Regions from separate parts of the Homo sapiens genome. Here region 1 is linked to region 2. The links are chromatin loops, found by intact Hi-C in ENCODE. Cell type or tissue: mucosa of descending colon. All regions are shown on one strand. Links, peaks and the distances in the headings refer to the core of each region. The heading gives the core; the rest is flanking DNA.

The links. A loop is a pair of places that touch in the nucleus more often than their neighbours do. Peaks named below come from ENCODE experiments on the same cell type or tissue, not always from the same donor. Only the 100,000 strongest peaks of a DNase experiment are listed, where the experiment ranks them.
Region 1: a loop joins it to region 2, with 13 times the contacts of the local background. A loop is called at or near these places in 100 of 110 quality-filtered maps.

What each region holds. Positions count from the first base shown.
Region 1 is chr4:48,576,675-48,579,603 of GRCh38, forward strand. It overlaps FRYL (FRY like transcription coactivator), which reads right to left. Exons shown (of 64, transcript NM_015030.2): 23 at 2,299-2,567. Among named protein-coding and RNA genes, the nearest start is that of ZAR1, 88 kb to the left of the region's middle. In mucosa of descending colon, for the core only: a CTCF peak has its summit at 1,893 (motif pointing right); no DNase peak of the experiment used is centred there.
Region 2 is chr4:48,961,954-48,964,882 of GRCh38, forward strand. No RefSeq gene overlaps it. Among named protein-coding and RNA genes, the nearest start is that of CWH43, 23 kb to the right of the region's middle. RefSeq lists an enhancer at 1,256-1,395. In mucosa of descending colon, for the core only: a CTCF peak has its summit at 1,293 (motif pointing left); no DNase peak of the experiment used is centred there.

The sequences.
Region 1 (2,929 bases), core at 337-2,836, 390 kb before region 2:
ATGAATAAAGTAATGGATTAAAAATTAAAATATGTTACCAGATCATTTTAACATTATTACTCCTGTGATAAAAGTTAATATTTTATTGGGCCATATTTTATAACTTACTATGCATACTCAATGTAGAAAGAAAACAAAATCAAAATCACCTTTAATCCCACATGAAAATAAACACTGCATATTCTATATATCTTTAATTCATATACATGAACTATAAGTGCATGAATACATCTCTTTTAATTTATACGAATTAAATGTTTATTTTATTTTGTATCTACCTTTTAGACTTACGTATTTTTCACCTCTCTATGTAAATTAATATACTTCTGTGACATTATTTTGATTAACTATATGCTATATCAATATAAAGTATCATATTTTATATAACCAAAGTTTTGTTGTTTGACATTTTAGCTAATAGCAATTTTTCCCTATTATACACAATACTATACATTTGAATATATGGTTAATTATTTTCTTAGGTAATTCTTGAAAATGAAATCACAGAGTCAAAGAAGATACATATTTTCAAGGCTTCTGCCAAATTTCTGTCTTGAAAGATTACATCAATAAAATATTTTGAAACAATTCCATAAATCTTTCCAAATACCGAAATTATGTTAGAATTAAGAACTGAGAGCAAAACGAAAGAGGAAAAATACAAATATATAATCCTTGCCTTCAACTAGTTTTGTAATATGTTAAGGTAAGTAATGCAAACACATCACTTTGTTAATTCAGCAAGAGCATCATAGAACAATGTCCTAGTATGTTAGAAAACGATCTAAGCACTGGTAACGTATCAGTCAAAAAAACTGTCAAAAAAATCACTGCCCTCATGCAGGCCATGGGAGACATACAATAAAGAAATAAATAAAACAATGTCAGATGGTGCTAAGTTTGATGAAGAAAAATAGAGCAGAAAAGGGAGATAAAGAATGCTGGTAGGATATGGGGTTATAATTTAAAATATGGTAATTAGGGAAGGCTACTTAAGGTCATAAATGGTATGCAAGGTGGCAAATGTCAATCTTTATTTAAAAAGTAACATCCAGACCAGGTGTGGTGGCTCATAGCTATAATCCCAGCACTTTGGGAGGCTGAAGTGGGAGGACTGCTTGAGCCCAGAAGTTCGACATTGCAATGAGCTATGATTACACCTCTGCATTCCAGCCTAAGTGACAGAGTGAGACCCTGCCTCTTTAAAAAAAAAACAAAAAACAAAACACAAAACAAAAAAGAAATCCAATACACAATACCTGAGAACATATATATACAATTAGCATGTATATGTAGAAATATATATACATATATATATATTCAAATCCAAAAGTAAGAAGGACTACTCTGGGTAGGAAGTTTAAGAGATTTTAAAAAATAAGATTGAATTTGAACTATATTAGATACGGATATGCAAAAATTAAAAAAAAAAAGGTATCCTACGCTCATGTGAACAAAAGCTCACAAAATGGAAACTATCAACCACACTTAATGAACTCTGAGGGGATAATTTGGTTCCAACTTTGAAAGTATTGATAGAAAGTAAGAAAAAAGGTACAGAGTGAAGTCAGGTTTGAAGAGCCTTTAATGTAGGCCTCCAGTGATAGGTCAATCCAGATGCTGGGTTTACATGGGCAAGTTATATGCTGAGAGGACTCATTCCATTCAATGTGATCAGTGGTGTACTCTGTAAGGAGAAATCAGGAACCCAAACCCAGATTCAAAAATTCTCCTCTGTATTTAAGAGCAAAAAAACAAAACAAAACAAAAACTAACTGAAATTTATAATGACCTTGGTCAACTCTCCATTTCATCATCAGTTATTCCAAATCTTTACCAACATCCTCAAATCTCCTACTCAGTGTGTTATTACCACTCCCCACCAGAAGGTGGCCTTCCTTACACTGTCATCGGGAAAAGTAAGGCCACTGAGCTGAGTTTCGCTCTGCTTCTCACCCTTTATCTACAAACTTCTGTGTCTACATCCATACTCATCCTTAGATTCTTTCCCAATTTTTTCCCTTAACACAGATTCGATGGACACAACTATGTACCAAGTACAGTGTTATTAAGTAAATTAATAATTAAAATTTGGTGAGACTGTATTACATGAAAAGGATGAAGAAGTTATGAGACTATGTCCTTGACAACATTCTTCTCCCTCCTTAAGACATCAATGCAGTATCACATATTATTTATGGGCCTTCCAATCTGTAATACTTTTGAATTTTTCAAATAAATACATATGAAAGCTGACAGTCTATACATTTTTAAATTTACACTAGGAAAATAACTTACTTTATATCGACCTGAGGGGACAACAACTGAAGTCTTGTGTATGCAAACATCCAAGCATAGCTCACAGCTGTAGAGCAGTGTTTAGGAAGATTTTCTTGCTTTAAAAAACTGGAGAGACTTATAATCCATGGGTCTTGGCCTTGGGTCACATGTGCAAATATCCATATATGTGATGGACTAATCACATCAAACTGGTGGCTAATAGGAGAAGAGTTCCATTCTGCTAAAGTTTGTAAATCTATCGAGCTAGGGCAATAGAGCAAAGTAGTCTATATGGAGAGGAAAAAATTGATTATTACACATTTCAATAACTTTGAAATTTTACCATATAAATTGCTTTAAACTGAAAGTGGTGTATTAGTAGTTTCTAAAACAAGATAATATAAAGTCCATGGTAGGTTGAAGGGAGTAGAGAATTCCTGAAACTGCATGTAAAGTTTCTGTATGTGCATACATGTCTTTTTTTTGGAGAGGGATTCCACTGTTTTCATTATTCTCAAGAGGACTATAAACCAAAGAAGTTCAGGACCACTATTTAAGTAATTCTTAAATAAATATCCAAATTTCATCGTATACCAAAAGCTGCCAGAGAACTAAAGAGTGAACCATTAACTTTCATGTTGACCTGTAT
Region 2 (2,929 bases), core at 122-2,621:
TCAATCAATACATGTCAGATGTACATTGGCTTGGTCACAACTGGAAGTTGGGGGGTGGGGGTGCTTTTAGGTCATAGATTGATTCAAAGACTTTCTGATTGGTAATTGCTTTAAAGAGTTTATCTAAAGACCTAGAATCCATAGAAAAGAGTGTCTGGGTTAAGACAAGGGGTTGTGAAGACCAAGGTTCTTATTATGCAGATGAATCTTCTAGGTAGCAGGCTTCAGAGAGAATAGATTGTAAATGTTTCTTATCAGACTTAAAAAGATAACAGAGTCTTAATTAATTCTCTCTTGGATCAGGGAAAGTACCTGGAAAGGGAAAGGGATTCTCTACAGAATGTAGATTTTCCCCATAAGATACAGCTTTGCAGGACCATTTCAAACTATGTCAAAGAAATATATATTAGGGTAAAATACTTTGATTTCTTTCAGGGCCTGCTATCTGTCATGTATCTATACTTGAGTCAGGCTGGAATTTGGTGTCTTATTGCTACAAAAAGTCTTAAGATTTCTGTTTTAATGTTCATGCTGGTCAGTAGTGCCTGAATTCTGAAGGGAAGGGGTATAATGAGGAATGTCTGACTCCCCCTTCCATCATGACCTGAACTAGGGTATTTTTTTTTTTTTTTCGAGATGGAGTCTAACTCTGTTGCCCAGGCTGGAGTGCAGTGGTACGAGCTCAGCTCACTGCAGCCTCGACCTCCCTGGTTATTCTCCTGCCTCAGCCTTTCCAGTCGCTGGGACTACAGGTGTGCACCACCAGGCCTCGCTAGTTTTTGTATTTTTGGTAAAGATGGAGTTTTACTTTGTTGGCTAGGCTGGTATCAGACTCCTAACCAAGAACCCATCTTGGCCTCCCAAAGTGCCAGGATTACAGGCATGAGCGCACCTGGCCCTGAACTAGTTTTTCAGGTTAACTTTGGAATGCCGTTGGCTGAGAGGAGAGGTCCCTTCAGATGAATGGGGGTTGGGGGGGGGGGCTTAGAATTTTATTTTTAGTTTACAGTAGTAAAACCAAGTAATTAAAATATGGGTAAAGATTGATGTACTATTAAATGTAAAACTCCTTTGGTACATTTCAGCTCTATAGGGAAGCTATATTTATGGTTCATATCTTTCTTATAACATTCTTCTAAAATAATCCAAAGCACCAAAGTGAAACATCTGGTACCAGGCAGTATACAAAAATAATATTTTATCTTGCTGGTATTTTTAATGGCAAACGTAGGCATTATTTTGAATTGCTCTACCTCACTGCCACCTGCTGGTCATGGTGCAGTATAACTAACGTTCTGGTGGCCATACTGGTCAGCATCTGAATGAGCGCCTCCTCGAGGTTGCAGAAAGAGGCCCCAATTTCTTCCTATTAAGTAAATACATTGCCTTTTAACTTACATCCAGAGGCAGGTCCAAGTTTTTGTGGGAACTGTAGCATATTCCATTTTAGGACTCCTCTTTAAAATGAAAAAACATAAAATTACAAATATAATATCAAGTATGGAAGAGAATACGTATTTTAGAATGAGAAACAAAATTGCAACAAGTTGCAAATTTCAAAAAGGTGACAATTACTATGCACACCACACAAGACAGAAAAATAAATGTTTTGTAGATTAACTGTCTCACATACATCTTTCCTCTAAAGTTAAAAAAATTCTTTGTCTCTTCATAAAAATGATTTTGCAATTTATTTTGAGACTGGAGTCTCACTCTGTAGCCCAGGCTGGAGTGCAATGGCGTGATCTTGGCTCACTGCAACCTCTGCCTCCTGGGTTCAAGTGATTCCTCCTCAGCCTTTTGAGTAGCTGGGACTCCAGGCACACGCCATCACGCCTGGCTAATTTTTTGTATTTTTAGTAGAGAAGGGGTTTCACCATGAGTTTGAGGCCAGGCTGGTCTCAAACTCCAGACCTCAAGTGATCTGCCCACCTCAGCCTCCCAAAGTGCTGGGATTACAGATGTGAGCCACCACATCCAGCCAGGCAATATTTTTTACAGTGAGAATAGAAAGATCATTTGGCTTTTCCTCTATCATGGTTCATCAAAATTTGTTTACTGTTGACAGTTGAGAAGAGTTTCCTTGAGCTTCACAATTCACAGGTAATGTCATGTACATTCTGAGGCTTGTGGTCAAATTTGGGGAACTCTCTGTAATTCACTTATGGGCCGTAAGATCTGAGGACATTTTCCAGTTTTCTTGTGCAGTGTCTAATATTGAATACTGTTTGCATTGACAGCATTCATTTCCCAGTTTGTTTTTCCATCCTCCTTGTAGCGGAATACTGTGATTTCTATCTTTTAAGATGGCAGTGTCATGTCAAATTAGCAAGAAATTTAAATATTTTCCCTGTGTGTTCACATTGTTTGCTCTTTTTCATTAACGGGATTATCAAACAACCCAAAAACCTATTTATTACTTCTATTTGAAATGTATCTCCTCCTCTGTGCTATGATCTGAAATTTTTGGTCATAATTTCCTTCTCAATGTTAGACTTTCTCTTGATTCCATTCTTTATTGTAGCCACTTTTGCTTCACATTCCATTTTTTCCCCTGAATTTTCTTCCAGTTCTTTAATAAGTATATGACAAAGTTGGGCATGGTGGCTCATGCCTATAATCCTAGCACTTTGGGAGGTTGAGGCAGGAGGATTGCTTTAGGCAAGGAGTTTGAGACCAACCTGGGTAACACAGTGAGGCCACACCTCTACAAAAAATAAAAAGCCAGGCATGGTGGCACGTGCCTGTAGTACTAGCTTGGGAAGCTGCAGTGGGCAGGTTGCTTGAGCCCAGGAGTTTGAGACTGCAATGAGCTGTGATTGCTCTAGGGCACTCCAGCCTGGGTGACAGCAAGACCCTGTCTCTAAAACAAAACAAAACACAATTAAAAAACCCCAAAACCAATAAATAAATAAATAAATAAATAATA